2 separate regions of the Mus musculus genome follow, and region 2 is linked to region 1. A link is a loop called in an ENCODE intact Hi-C map of the cell type or tissue named here. Cell type or tissue: left cerebral cortex. All regions are shown on one strand.

What was found. Hi-C counts contacts between places; a loop is a spot of excess contacts. Peaks named below come from ENCODE experiments on the same cell type or tissue, not always from the same donor. Only the 100,000 strongest peaks of a DNase experiment are listed, where the experiment ranks them.
Region 2: it touches region 1 in a loop (2.8-fold over the local background); 15 of 42 quality-filtered maps call a loop at or near these places.

The regions. Positions count from the first base shown.
Region 1 is chr8:13,928,046-13,936,045 of GRCm38, reverse strand. Fbxo25 (F-box protein 25) reads right to left here. Exons shown (of 10, transcript NM_025785.3): 7 at 6,606-6,790; 8 at 4,682-4,864; 9 at 757-900. Among named protein-coding and RNA genes, the nearest start is that of Fbxo25, 24 kb to the right of the region's middle. In left cerebral cortex, a CTCF peak has its summit at 3,795; DNase peaks (open chromatin) are centred at 2,318, 3,050, 3,776 and 5,517; H3K27ac peaks cover 1,146 bases.
Region 2 is chr8:14,049,451-14,057,450 of GRCm38, reverse strand. The region is part of intron 3 of Erich1 (glutamate rich 1); the gene reads left to right. Among named protein-coding and RNA genes, the nearest start is that of Gm39134, 28 kb to the right of the region's middle. In left cerebral cortex, CTCF peaks have their summits at 4,245 (motif pointing right) and 6,876 (motif pointing left); a DNase peak (open chromatin) is centred at 4,255.

The DNA of each region.
Region 1 (8,000 bases):
TTAAAAAAAAAAAAGAAAGAGCTTGTCTTGTGTCCCCAATTTAGATAAATGTTAAGCAGAACCATGTGAGCACGATATAGCGGCCACCAGGGGAGGAAGGGACACGGGGACTCTCCTCTGGTTGCGGGAAACACACTATTGTAACTAGAGACAAAACGGGTGGTGAGATTTCAAGACAGCACAATGGGATGAAGGACTCCTGGTTTACTGTTCAGGTATGAAGGTTACTGCTAGGGACATTTAAGGGTTTCCGTAAAGGATCAGTCTTTGCGGATAAAAAGTTTCAGTCTTGTTAAGCGTGCACATTTCCTCTGAAGCCTGTGCTTCCCACGGCCCTTCTGCCTACCGACGAACTGGGCTCTGAGAGAAGAGGCTAAAGGCTGCCCTGATCCCCTGCGAGCAGTGGGCCTGACTTCCAGGTCTGCCGAGAGGGCGTGGGCACACATGTGCAAGTTCTTTATTTAGGCCAGGTGTGAGGCGCTGCCAGGGTAGGTGCTCCAGGGTGGGTGCTCAGAGCAGGCTACAGCTGCGGCAAGGTCAGTGCCTCCACTTAGAAGAGTGCAGCACTCAGCTTTCAGCCCTGATGGCCTTCCAGCACGAGTATACCTGTGTGCCCCCACCTCCGCTCCCAGTGTCTAGCAGAACGCTTTCAGTAAGGTTCCCGTGGCGGGTACTCTTTCCCGTTTTCTCCCCTCTCTGTTTAAGATGCGGACGAACAGTTTGTCCTCACATTCCCAGTCGGCCTGAAGTCCTTACCTTCCAGAAGAGGATGCTGCAGTGGCGGCAGAAGTGTAGCGTGTCCCCGTACTGCTCTTTGGTCGGGTAATACTTCTGAAGCGTGAAATACATCAGCTTCCACTCGATATGACCTTTTTCTGAAAGGATCAAATGTCTACAAAACTGAAAAAGAGACAGTTCTGTTCAGAATTATCTGATGGTTTTTAATGGGTCCTTTTTTTCTTTAAGGCAGAGCAGTGCACGAAACACTTTAAGATTGAAATTAAACTTGGATTAAATCAATGAGGAACAAGTCAGGCAAATCGCGGTGTTCCTACACAGTGCCCGCAAGTAGCTGTGAGACAGACAGAAGACAGCTCGGGAGGAGGTCTGTGACAGCTGAGTATTTAGTAAGAGACTTGGATGCAGGATGAATAAAGCACACTCACTTCTTAAGAATGGAGAATGGACTCGGAGAAGCATTTCTACGGCCAAGACCCACACATGGTCAATGTCCTCATGAAGACATGGCATCCACCCGAGGCAGAGGATATGCCACCTTGGACCGATGGGGGTGGCACTAACTAGAAAATCAGGCAACAGCAAGTGCTGGAGATGCTGTAGGGAGTCAAATGCCTAGTATACTTCTGGTAGGGATGCAAATGGTGTGGACACGATGGAGAACAGCGCAGTTTCTCCAGGGGTTAAACACAGCAAGTGAATTGTAATTCCACCACTGATAAGTTATTTCAGAAAAATGAAAAACATGTCTGCACTGAAACCCATCAATGGATGTCACAGCAACAATCCTACTAGCTACAAGGTGTGAGGAAATCCAGTGTCCCGACCAGATGAATGGGTAGCAAAACATGGCGCACACGCACACAATGGACTCTGTAGTCCCCAAAGGAATGAAGCTTTACTTCCTGCTACAGATACATCATGAAGGGCACTATGGGAGTGGAGCGCAGTCACAAAAGCCTTACTGGTGAATATTCTGCTTACACCACAATCCAGACCGGGAAATTCAGTCAGAAAGCAGATGAGGGGTTGCTTCGGGCTGGAGGGAGGCTGAGACGACAGCCAATGGCACAAGGTTCCTGAGGCAACAATGGTGTCCCAACACCAAGCACAGTGACAGAGACACAAACCGGGTAGCATCTGAGTGAGGTGTTACCAAAGGGTGTGGGCAATGTAACTTGGGCCATGAGAAAACAAGACCCATGCTAGATCAGGTCTGCGTGCATCGGAACTGCGGAGCCAATAGGCACGTCCTCGATCATTTAGGAAAAGATGCCCTTGTCTAAGTGTGCTATGGCCTTTTAGGAGTGTTTCGCTTCTTATTACTGAAAACAATCTCTTGTACAACATGTAACCAGCCACACCTTTTAAGGACTTCGTTTGGAAATAATAATGGAGCCAATGAGGGACTCTGATTTCTAAGACAGCCTGAAGAGCAGAGGGGCCGTCACAGGCCTGGCTGGAGCGCTCTCCGTGTCCTTTAAGCACCATGGAAACATGAGCTAGAGACAAAAATACCTCTGCCTTCCCTCCTCACGGCTCCATGCCCAGTGTTCCCAGGAGGAACGCCCACATGCCCGGGTGTTTCTCCTCTGCATAAGAACCTGGGGTCTTTTTGTTACTCACGTCTCACATCTACGTCAGCTGCTCACATCACACACATCTTGCCAGTGGCTCCTGCTGCTGTCACTACAAACAGCTGACCCAGGACCTACACAGCCTTCAGCTTCATTGAGGTGTTTCCTAGCCTGCAGTGCTGGCCGGACCCTGCCCTGGCTGTAAGCTACTGCTGATCCTGAGAAACCAGGAGCCTGCTGCTGTTAGTCACTCTTGAAGAACTGGTAACATCTCACAGTTCAGTTTTGTGATTCAATCAAGAAAATATGCATCAAAAGACGCTCTCACAGGTGCTAACGGATGATTCTACTCTAAGTTCTTATAGAAGGTGAACACTGTTGTAAACAGACCTTTAACCTTTACAGTCTTTCATCAAGGAACTTCCAGGACTCACAAACCAACAGTCAGCCGATTTCCTGAAGGACGTGTGACGTCTGGATATATAACGCCTGCCAGGGGTTCTGGTGGCCCAGGCCGAGCCCTGGCCTTGCCCTATGGTATCCTTGGAGGTAGGTCCCAGAGCAATGTGTGATGCACAGGGCCCATCCTAGACAGACATTTATTCATCACTCTATCCATGGCTCTAAATATTTCCTCCAAAAGATCAACCACTCTCTCCTGCATTTCTGATGCCAGCTCAAATCTAATCTCAAAAAGGAGGGGGCGGAAACACAGTTGCCGCTGAGAAAGAGATAAGAAGAGAGTAGGAAGAGTCAGGATGGCTAAGGATGCAGGGAGCAATGGACGTCCACTCCCACTCAGATGGAGTAGCTATGCCTCTTGCTAGGTGGGCTAGCCTGCCTACCGAGCCATTCTCAGGCCCAGCCTCTGCACAGCCCAGTCCCATGGACCCAGTTCCATGCTCACCCATCTGCAGCATCCTGGCTGCACTGCTCCATGCCTGAGAACCCAGAGCTTCCTGCGCTCTCACAGGCTCACTCTGGGTCTGGGCATCTCCTTGGGGCTCTGCTTAGGACTTTCCTAGGGTCCTGGCTGGGCACGTACATCACCCCTGACTACCGCCTTTGATGTCCACACCAGTGTTTCTCTCAAGCAAGATCCTGAGAGCCATATAAAAGGTGCCCTGTGTTCCAGGTGCTTTGCTGGACTTTTTAAGCTGGGTGGAATCTCAGCTGTGGCTAAGACCCCTGATTCCTTCTTCTGATGGGACCTGCTTTCTGCTCTGCCCACATCTGCCGTGAACCAGGCACACTCTGGCCCCCACGTCACAATGCTCCAGCATCCCAGGTATGTCCACATCCGTAAGACAGACAATGCATCACTCGCTGCTTCCTATCCTTGAATGAAACAGGCACTGCTTGATGCAGTGAGCCAGGATGCCCACATGCTGCAGAAACGCAAAGGTGGGGATTTCACTCTGGAGCAGGAGCATCAACTAGCAAGACACAGGACCTCAAGATGGTGCCACCAAGTGGGAAGCACGGGAACTGCAAGGACGACAGGCTGACAGGAGGGGGCAGAGCCAGAGTGGGACTCATCAGGGAAAGAGACCACTGTGACCTTTCCCAGGAGACAGGACACAACTCAGCTAGTTAAGTAATTTGGTACTAGGACATTTTTAGAATCATGATTCCTTTTCAATATGAAACATGAGCCTTGTAATTGATACAATTCAGAAGCAACTTTGGTATCCTCTAGCTGCTATCAAGTGCTCCCCACCTTCATTCGAGGGCAAAGGATGGTGGCCAGCTGGCCTGACTCAGGGACTGACCTGCACACTTTAGTTAGATCTTGGTTTCTTTAAAAACCACAGGAATATCGTGGGACTATGGTTTTGTTTTAACCCAGGTGTGGGATACGGGGCTGCTTCAGACTATCCACAGCAGCTGACTGTGACTTGCCTCGTACTCTAGCCGGGCTATGACTTTACCAGCTGTAGATAGTTTCTGCAACCGTGTAAGGTCTGGAATTCTAGGGGTTTTTCAGAGGGTATAAATGCTAGGGCCCCAAGAAGCCTTGGGGGTGGAGGGATTGGGTTGGGTTGTTGGTTGAACAATGGTGGGTGGGTGGTTGTTATTGGGTTACCATTTGTTAAACAGTTGTGAGCAAAAAAGAAACAAGGAGAAATCAGATATCATCCTGATGGTGAAGATCACACTGCCCCACAGAACCGACACTCCTATTCATCAGGAAGTCGTCTAACAATAATGTCACTCCCTTTCCAACCAGACCGATGGCATTCACAGTCTCTCTCCATTTCGCTCTATCCTTCCTTCCTCCTTATCTAGTGTTAGAGGGCTGGAAGGTGGAGAAGGAAGGAAGAAAGAAGAACCCACAAGCAGCAAGGCCAGCTGCCCGCACTCACCTGCTGCTCAGCAAAGTGGTACTGACACAGTCGCTTCCACAGCCGCCTGTCTTCACTGAGCATGTACAGGGTTGGTGTTACCTGGCCCAGGGTGACAATGTCCCAGCCATCTGAGAAACGGTACAGGATGTTGTTCAGCATGTGCAGGGGCAGGTCACTGAGTGTGAGGCCAGTGTTTACCTGCTGAAAGGAAGCACAGCGGTGTCACGTGGAGAAAACACAGGGGCTTCCTGCAACAAAACACAATGGCCATGCTGTAGAGACAGCTTCAGCAAGACTACAGCGAAGAGGCCATGTGCTCTGACGGTCACTTCAGTCTTCTTCACTGCTCTGCAGGGTGGTCTCATGGGGGCTACCACATAGCATCGTCTCATGGGGCTGGCACATAGCGATTTCCCTGTGCTCAGGAAGTTATCCTTGGACATGCCTGCCCCTGCTCTATTTTAACTAGAAAAATACCTAGAAAACGGTGGATCTGAAATGTGGAACTGCTGATGACATCGACCCTGCTTCATGGCAGCAAGTGAAGTGAACATGGGCTGCGCTGCGGTTCACCCAGGGACAGGCCTGGTGTCTGTGCGGCCTCCCAGCTCTATCTGTATCTACTGTTAAATCTCAGCTTCCTCCTCACTGACACTGAGCGTGTTTATGACGTACAATATGGTTAACACAAAGCAAACAAGCTTCTGTAGCACAGAGAGGGAGAAAGACGCCCAACACGGAGGGTGAGGACAGCTGCCAGCTGTTGGTCTGATAGGTTAATGTACAGATGCTAGGGAAGTGCAGGACTCAGGGAAGGGTGGATTAGCTGGATGACACACCTCCAGAGGATATGCAGACAGCCAGCATCACTAATCTAATCATGAGAGATGCAAATGACAAATGCAGTGCTGAGCTGGTGCAGGGGAAGTCTCAGGACTGTTGGCAGATGGGTGTGAATAAGCAAAGAGAAGAGCTGTGGGGAGGCTCCTGAGACAACAGAAACAGAACGGCCATGTGACCCGCAATGCTGTATGCATCCATCCAAGGGAACTGAAGTCACGTGCTTAGAGTAGCAGGATTCATGGTAGCCAAGACCTGGGGTCAGCCTAGTGCCCATGGACGTGACTTTTTTTTTTTTTTTTTTGGACGTGACTTAATAGAGAAAATATGTTATATATTACTCAGCCACAGAAGAAATGAAATACTGTCATCTTCTGCAGTATGAACGGAACCATGGGTTATCCTGTTCTATGAAAGAAGTCAAGAATAGTAAAACAAAATACCGCATGTTCTAAGTTACATGCTGGAAGGAAAAAACTGGTCTCAAAGAAGTAGAGTGTGAAACAGTGGTAGCCAGAATCTGGGGAAAGACGGACAGAAAAGGGTAGGGAATACATGGCTAATGGGCCCAGGATAGGAGAGATGACGTCTACTGCTCATTAGCACAGTGGCATATCACCGCTAACAACAACGCTCTGAAAACCTCAGAGAGCTGATGAATACACGAGGTGATGGCTGCCAACTGCCCTGATGTAGTCTTTACACATCACAGATCTATAAAGCACCACATTGCATCTCCTATGTACATACAATTTTTGTGTCAAATAAAAATAAATTTAGGTCAGGTGTGACGGGGCTCACCTTTAATCCCAGCACTCCAAAGGCAGAGGCAGGTGGATCTCTGAGTTCAAGGCCAGCCTGGTCTACAAAGCCAGTCAGAGATACATAGCAAAATCCTGTCTCTGGGGAAAAAAAAAGAAAGAAAGAAAGAAAGAAAGAGAGAGAGAGAGAGAGAGAGAGAGAGAGAGAGAGAGAGAGAGGAAAGGAAAGGAAAGGAAAGGAAAGGAAAGGAAAGGAAAGGAAAGGAAAGGAAAGGAAAAGAAGAGAGAGACAAGGAAAAGAAAAGAAAACCCCCAAAACCAAACAAAGAAAAGAAACCTACCTTTGTCACCTGGAGGTTCTGCAGCTGCTGCTGCCAGCTGAGGACGGTCTCCAGGCGGCAGATCCAGATGTTGATGTTCCCGACTAGCACTGACTTCCCCACCCCTCTCACCAGGATGCCAAGGGTGGAGCTCAGGTCCTGGAGGAGGCCTTTGATCAGGCGAGGGTTCTGATGGTCATCAAGAACTGAAAAACCAAAACCAAGCAAGGACTACTGTTAACGCTGTCTAAGTTTATAGCCCAAACGTCTGTCGACAGAAGAAGAAATAGCAAAACGTGACCCCTTCACGCACTGGGATATTACTCAAGCTAAGAGGTGAAGGAAATCCTGACCGGTGTGTGTCATGAGCTCAAACAAGAAGTTTGACGTGGGAAGGACACTGTATGACTCCGTGCACACCATTTCCGCAGCCAGCAGGCACAGATGCAATGATGGGGTAGGAGGAGGGACTGGCCAGGGGAAAGTGGTGGGGGCAGGGTATCAGGTACAGAGAAGCCATTCTGGACATAGCAGTGGCTGCGATGTACATGCATGCAGTGCTATTGAACAGTATGCTGAAAATTGTTGAAAGTGATAAATTTTATGCCATATGTATTTTATCATATTAAAAAACAAGGAGCTCACTTCATGGCAGTTTAAAAGTGGCATCATTTTTCAGATATAACAACTGTTAATAATAAGAATTTTAAAAGCTTTAAAATGCTACCTGACTAAATTTTTGGTTGGGTCTACAATTTTGCCTGTAAAGTAGTCAGTGTACGTTTTCTTTTATACTTATGATAAGGAGAATATTTAAAACAGCTCATATACACTAGCGTATACACAGAGAGTAAAGTCCCTTTTACTTATCGTCACTAACAGGTAAAGGTGTATTAAATGAAAAGGAAAGTATGACTCACACGGTGCCTAAGTCACAAAGCTGCAATCTTAGGGATTACGGAACCCAAGGGTTGAATGAACTGTGACTGGTTAACCATGAAAGGACAAGGACCTTTGTAGGACTGGGCCTCTCTGGGATTACCTCTTTCCTTGGAGGGAGCACAAGGCTTAGCTGCTGGAGAGACCTATCTTCTAGACTGGTGTCAGAAAAAGCCCCTCGCCCTGCACCAAGTTTCCAGTTAAGATTTAGACTTCAAAGTTCTGGTGCTGCAGGTGCAATAATGGCATGGGGGGAGGGAGGGGCAACCAACTCCTTCCTGATTGACTGGATTTCAGTGTTTGCTCTGTGTGGGGACAACTAACTCCTTTCTGACTAACTGGATTTCAGAGTTTGCTCCATGGCAGGAGATGTCAGTCTGGTACTGTAGACCTGCTCACAAGCCTGTGGCTGGAGAGACGACAGGCCTTGGGGTGGGCTGGCAGGACGGACTTATGACTACAGCTTTGCTGGACGGA
Region 2 (8,000 bases), 120 kb before region 1:
GTTCTGGGGACATTTACATTGTATATAATTGTAGAGACTTGGTCTCCTGACCTGGAGACATTGTATCTAATTGTGGAGCCTTGGTCTTCTGACCTGGTATTGTGCTTGGACTTTTTCCTCCAAGATCATAACAGTGTTTGTTTGGAAACCCATTTCTTTCTCTCCTGTTTGGGAGTGTTAATCACATGTTTCTGTCCCCCCCATCCCCCAACACACACACACACACACACACACACACACACACACACCCCGTGTCAGCCTTGAGCTATTGACGCTCAGTGTAGCAATCATCCTAACACAGTGACTTCTATCTCAGTATCAGCTCATCACCCAGTATTAGCATGTACTAGAGTATGGAAACACACTGGGATATTGGTGAATCCCATTGAGCATGTTCGAGTCCAAAGCGAATGCTGAGGTGACTGACAAGCGAATGCTGTTTTATGTTTAAACTGTCACTGGGAGCCAACTCACAGTTTTCTTGAAGACAGAAACAATGCAAGCATTACAGGCCAGTCTGGTAAAATGTATTTTGTTTTAAAATTGAAATTCCTTTTTGTGTCTCTTTTGTAGATTTCTTGTGTTCTCTGGCAGTGATTTAAAGCCTTGTAGAACCCTGTTACTGCTCCTCCCAATAAGACAATGTTAACCTTGGGTCACAGCATTTTGAGAAACCCACCTTTCACTATTGAATAGTGATGGCTCAGTTTGTTTCTCATGCCCTATATCTGCTAATCGCTTAAGTAGCTGAACCACAGATGCAGCTCTGCAACAGATAGCAACAAGCCTTGACGCCTTGCCTTGTCTCCTTAGAAACAGCATTGTAACTATGCTCCCTAATTTCAGCTCCAGCTCCACGGTGAACCCCCCCAGGTGTCCAAGGAGCCTGATGTCTTAGGCGTCGTACATTATTGAAAATACCACTGGGTGATGTCAGGAGGGTATTCAGCTGGTTGCTGATACACCTGTCATTAGTGTTTTCTTTGCTTTAATCTCCATTTCCCCAGTTAAGTGAAGACTCTGATTAGCTATTTCCCTTTTCTGCTTTCATCTTGTTACCAAGGATGTGTCACTTGGAACAAAGTACGCTGACAGTCATTTGTGAGGATGGCAAGCTCACTTGGTTCTAGAGCAGACCATCATGGCTGTGGCACAAGCCCTGCCTGATGGTGGAACCAGCCCAGGTCCTAGACCATCATCAGCATCTATGCAGAAAGCCGTCATTAGAAAATACTGAAGCAGAAAGCTCGGTTGTAACAAACAGGCAAGTCCTTGGAAGAAGTGCCTCTTCTATATGCTCTAATAGTTAGTATTTTTTTTCCTAAATTAAAAAAAAAAAACCATAGCTATTAACAATGCTAATCAAAGGAAAGTCAAACATAGAAGATGTCCAGGAAGTAAACTGTCATCGTGGGGCAGTAAGCAGATGTCATGATAAGTATTAAATCTCTCTGTGTACATATTAATGTGTATACATACACATAGTTCTCACATAAATTCTGCTTTTATTATATTATGGAGGTTTTTTTTTTAAACTTTTCTATGTATCATTTTTCGAGAATAATAAAATCTATTTCAAGAGACACTTCTTTTATAACTGGCTTCCCTTTCCCTTTGAACTTCCAGATGTTTATGTAGCGCTGTGCTAGAGTCTTTGTGCATGAACACTATCACGTATGCATGTACATCACATTGCATTGTGTGCGTCAGGACAGCTCCTAAAGATAAAGACTCTTGGGAATTAGAGGTCCCAGGTTGTCTTAGGATTGCTATTGCTGTGATGAAACACCATCACCAAAGCAACTCAAGGAGGAAAGGGTTTATTCAGCTTACACTCAGCACTGCTATTCATCACCAAAGGAGGTCAGGACAGGAACTCAAACAGGACAGGAACCTGGGGGCAGGAGCTGATGCAGAGGCCACGGAGGGGTGCTGCTTACTGGCTTACTCATCATGACTTGCTCAGCCTAATATATTATAAAACCAAGCAACACCAGCCCACCATGGGTAGAGCCCTCCCACATCAGTCAATAATTAAGAAAATGCCTTACCGCTGGGTCTTACGGAGGCGGTGTCTCCTTCAGATGATTCTCACTTATGTCGAGTTGACACAAAATCAGCCAGGGCATAGGTTTTAAAGCAAATCAACAGAGTCTTATTTTCACACTAGGGGTGTGTGTGGGTGTGTGTGGTGTGTGTGTGTGTGTGTGTGTGTGTGTGTGTGTGTGTAAGCATGCATGCACTAGTGCACGTGAACACTCATATACATCTGTGTAGGGGCATATTTGCCATGGCACATGTGTCGAAGTCAGAAGACGGCTTGCAGGAGTTGGTTCTCTCCTTCCACCATATGGGTTTCAGGGATCAAACCGAAGTCATTAGGCCAAGTGGCCAGGGAGCCTACCAGCCGAGCTATCTTAAGATAGTCAGCAGAATCTTTTAGACAGCTGCCCCGGTTCACATTCTTAACATTGGCCTAAGCATTTTTAACCTTATAGGCTTTAGCCAATTGTTTGGATAACATCTTTTACATTTTCATGTCAGAAAAGTATCCATTAGGGAAATTTTTCCTAAACCTAAAACTATAACATACAGATTTGAGTATAAAGATATTTAAAGTGTCTTCATGGCAGAAGACACTATGAACAATAACCTGAAGAGGAAATAAAGCCAGAAGGGTCTGTGTATGGCATGGTTTACACTCCAGGGAGAAAAGGTGCGCTGGCCGGGAGAATGGCACTGATGGACCAGATGTTCCTGAAAGAACGGTGTTCTCGTAGTAAACGCCTAAGCCGTCCTCCGCGCCGTGCCTCATCTTCAGGTTCTTCATATGAAACATCTGACCCACTGAAAATAGGTCAATTCTTTCTTCTAAAAAATAAATTTACTTGTTTTAATCCAGTACCTTCTCTTGGATTAGCTTTTTGTTTCTTCAGCATGCTTAGAAAACATCTTCATGGCGAGTTATTTGCTACCTCTTGTCCGTGGCCCTCTTCACTCTCGTTTGTCCTAACCTGAGTTCCTCTCCAGATGAGCTCTAATCACTCAACTCATCTGCATGTGGAGCAGGATGGTGTACAGATTTGGGGGGAGGGGGGGAAGGTGGCCGGCTTTGCACTCCTGAGGGGCCTGGGGCCTGTGGGAGCTCTGACGTCAGCGCTGGATAAGCTGAAGTGAACAGTTAGTCATGCAAGCAGCTGTGCCCGTACTCCCCTCAGCTCAGGACTGCAAGGGTGGAGCGAGTTCGCTTCTCCCGGGAGTTATCTCTGAGAATCAACTGCCCGTCGTTGTATGTTTTGACAGACTCAAGCCTTCATTGCAAGACAGACAGGTTTCAAATCTTATTGATGATGCTTTGGTCATGTTCAACACTTTGTCTTTACTGAGGAGAGCCTAAGCCAGGACTCTGGGTACCATGTGGCTGAGCAACGGGTAACAGGTAATGTGGCATCCTGAGAGACCGATAGAAAAGTAGAACTTCCCCAGGTACAGCGAGGCCCTGGCTGGCCAGGAGGGAGACACATTCCTGTACTCCACATATGCCTGGGATAGGACAATGGTTCATTCTTATTGTATGCGGACATGAGGCAGAACATTCAACTCTGTCCATGCCTGGCTTCTCCCTCAAATGAGGTGGCTGTGAGTGAGGCTACAGATAGAGACATCCCCAATTAAGGCCTGTGGTGGTTTGAATAGAAAGGCCCCTGTTGGCTCACATGCTCCAATACTTGGTCCTCAGTTGGTAGAACTGTTTGGGAAGGATTAGGAGGTGTGGCCTTGTTAGAGGGGGTGTGTCAACAGGGATGGGCTTGGAGGTTTTAAAAGACTCCCATCATTCCCAGCCCCTCTCTCACCCTATACCGTGGTGCATGTGGGGAGGTGACATCTTTGTAGAGTTGGTTCTCTCCTTCTGGGGCTTCAAGTTAGGTGGTCAGGCTTGAGGGCAAGCACCTATATTATTCCTAGAAATTACCGATGAAATAGGGAAGGAAAATACTTCCAGACACCAGGAAAGTGTATGCAGCTGTTATCAACATAGACACAGAGCAGAAGCAGGGTCCATGTATGAGGATTGCTCAAGATTCTGAAGTGCAGTGAAAGAAGAAGGCCATATATATGCTAGTCTGTGAGCTTGGAATACCAACTCCACTGTCTTCGCGTGCCCAGCCACTTCTTACTTCCATTAAAAACCTGTGCCTGTGAACTTGAGTTTGCCCAGGTGGCTGTGCAAAGGGCCTTGCAATCCACTTCCACCAGGGGGCCCTCTTGCACTCCATCGGCCGTGGCTCCTGGGACTTAGAAACTCCTGACTTTAAAAAAAAAAAAAAGTGAGCAAGTTGATTTTCAACTCAGAAGTTCATGCAGTTAGAGTGATAAAGAATGTTTTTACAAGATTTCTGCTTCAAAACTTTCCACACAAATGGACTGTCTGGATCTGTGGTTGGCCATGCATTATCCACTCAGCGATTCAGCCGAGGAGTCTTGGACGTCACTGTGTTCTCTCGGGTTGTAGAAGCTGCTTAGCTATGTGATACAGATTAACTAATTGATAGCTCAAGACTCCTAGTTAGAACCTAGAAGAACCAGTGTCCTGGTTTCAAGTCACACTAGTCCTGTTTGATCGTTAGAAAGCCTGAGTAAAAGAAGGCTGTTTCGATGCGGGACGCCAGGGAGCAAGTCTCACGCCCAGTCCATCTGAGTGGACCCAAGCGTACGACTTTGGGCTCTAGAAGGCGCTGGCTGATGTTTATAAGGATAAAGGTGCTGCGTTTGGCTCTCAGAATACAAGAAATTCTGCTGCATTTTCTCTATTTCTGCCCCACCTAAAATCCAAATCGTTTGAGAACCGCCCATGCAGGTGTTGGATATGCAAAAACACCTACGGCAGGATCCTTCCTGGTAGAGAGCTAGCAGTAAGGAAAAAAAACAGATTTTTATCAGTTATACAGACCACATGCTGTGGAGATGCCAGTGATGGTGGGGTCAGCTCTGGACATTCAGGCAAGCTTTTCTGAAGAACTTGGATTTTAAGTCGGTGCTGTGAGAAGAGATTGAAAAATAAAGATTTGGGTGGTTCAGGCTCAGGCAGAAAGGGCAGTGATAGTGAGGGGTTCCCGGTGGGTATGTGGAGAAAAGCGTTCTCAAGCGTTGAGCCTGACACATCTCCAAGGCTGTAAGTGACCTTCCTTTGCCAAGAGTTCATGGTGCATATGACTCAGTCCGAAACCACAGTTCTAAAAATGGATCCAAATTCTTTTCATTATTATTTTTTAAAATATGCTCATGTGAGTAAGACATGAGTTTTGCTTGACAGTGTAATATTTAACACCACAGAAGAAGCAAATAATGTGGATTGTGATGTGAGCTACATGCCATATAGTAGCATAAAATCCTGTCTTCAGAAATCCAGCAAACCATGTGTCCAAATCAGTGAGGGGCTACAGACTAAATAGCACCAAATGCTAAACTTAGGGAACAAATATTGAAGTTTTCTCTCTAGAAAAGTCATTTCTAAGCACCTGGCAAGAAGGTAGCACTATGTGAGGAGGTGGTACACGGTCATGCATTTTAGACAGTCGGTTTTTCCTACAGTTATTTCTGTCAGACCACCCTACTAACATTAAGAGACAGAACCTGAGAGTCAGAAACAAGTACAAAGTATTGAAGGCTTTGATGTTTAGTCCTTGTCTTAGTCAGGGTTTCTATTCCTGCACAAACATTATGACCAAGAAGCAAGTTGGGGAGGAAAGGATTTATTCAGCTTACACTTCCATACTGCTGTTCATCACCAAGGAAGTCAGGACTGGAACTCAAGCAGGTCAGGAAGCAGGAGCTGATGCAGAGGCCATGGTGGGATGTTCCTTACTGGCTTGCTTCCCCTGGCTTGCTCAGCCTGCTCTCTTATAGAATCAAGACTACCAGCCCAGGGATGGTCCCACCCACAAGGGGACCTCCCCACCACCACAACCCCAACCCCCGTGATCACTAATTGAGAAAATGCCTTAAAGCTGAATCTCATGGAGGCATTTCCTCAAGGGAGGCTCCTTTCTCTGTGATAACTCCAGGCTGTGTCAAGTTGACACAAAACTAGCCAGTACAGTCCTTATCTCTGATAACTTAGTTGTTCTGTTTACTCCCAGGAAGAGAGGGGAATGCTGCTTGGCAGTCTAATAGCTAATATTAGGAAGATAGAGTATGCTCTAAACCTAACAACCCATTAGCAGCTAAAGGCAGCAGAAGAGCCAGTCATATACTCCAAGAAAAGTGGGTATGATGGCAGAATCCCGTGGTTGTCCTCCAGAAATGAGAGAAGATGCCTGAGCAGTTATAGTATGTTCTAAACATCACCTCCTGGGGATGGGCATCAGCAAGACAGCATGTCCAACATGGACAGCTTCATTCTCAAGAGATGTGAGTCAGGTAGGAATCGCTCTGGCCTGGGCCTTTCATGTTTCAAGTCTGGAGTTTTGTTTGTTTGTTCCATATTCTGGCAGTTCTTTTCTCTGGAAATCGTTACACCTCTGTTTAAGTCCAATGTGGGCCAAGCCCTATGCTGACAGATGTGGAGGTGAACATCACTCCAGACTCCCCTGATTAATGTCTTTGGAGAGAAAAGAAATAAACCTGGTGCATCCTGCTTTATACCTGAACTCAGGAGCATATCTGTTCTGATCAGTTTTATGTCAACTTGACACAAGCTAGAGTCATCTGAAAGAAGGAGCCTCAATTGAGATAAAGCCTCCATAAGATCCAGCTGTAGGGGCTGGAGAGATGGCTCAGTGGTTAAGAGCACCAACTGCTCTCCCAAAGGTCCTGAGTTCAATTCCCAGCAAGTTCATGGTGGCTCACCATCATGTAATAGAATCTGATGCCCTCTTCTGGTGAGTCTGAGGACAGTGACAGGATAGTATACTCATATGCATAAAATAATAATAAATAAATCTTCTTTTTTAAAAAAAAATCCAGCAATAGAGCATTTTCTTAATTAGTGATTGATGGGGTAGGGCCCAGCCCATGGTGAGTGGTTCTGGTTATAAGCGAGCATGCTGACCAAGCCATGAGGAGTGAGCCAGTAAGCATCACTCCTCCATGGTCTGTGCTCTTGCCTGTAGAGTCTTGGCCTGTTTGAGTTCTTGTTCTAACTTCCTTCAATGATGAACAGTGATGAGGAAGTGTAAGCCAAATTAACCCTTTCCTCCCCAACTTGCTCTTTGGTCATGCTGTTTCGTCACAGCAGTAGTAACCCTAGACAGTAGTCTTCAGAGCTGGCATTCCTGTCAGTCTCCGCCACACTGAGATTCGCCCTGCTTAGCCTGGCAAGGCCCAGCAGTCCTCATTTTAACCTCTTCTGATTTTCTTTTTGTGGAATATTTTACTGTACTTAAAGAATCTATAGCTTTGTGCTTATTTAAAAATTTAAATATCTTTTTGTGTGTTTTATTTTGTTTTTATTTTTATTTTAATACATTTTAATAAAATGTGATTTACATCACTTCCTCCTTCCATTTCTCTCTCCAGACCCTCCCAGCCCATGACCTTCCCTGAGCAGTAAGTGCAGGAGCCGTGTGGGCAGATGTATCCACTAGGGCTACTCGCCCAGGGTTCACTGTCCCGTCGTTGTCTGGTTCTGTATGAATTTGGAATTTATTTTTTCTTTTTCTGTGAAGAATGCTGTAGGTATTTTGATTGGGATTGCATTGATTCTCTAAACTCCTTTTGGTAGCATGGTCATCATTACACTATCAAGTCTACCCATCCACAAACATGAAGTGTCTTTCCGTTGTCAGCGGCTTTCTCAATCTCTTTCTTCAGAGATTTGAAGTTTTCCTTGTAGAGATCTTTCACCTCCATGGTTAGGTTTATTCTGGTCTAGCCATTTTAATGAACTTTAGGTTCAATAAGAAACAGTGTCAAGGGGCTGGTGAGATGGCTCAGTGGTTAAGAGCACCAACTGCTCTTCCGAAGGTCCAGTTCAAATCCCAGCAACCACATGGTGGCTC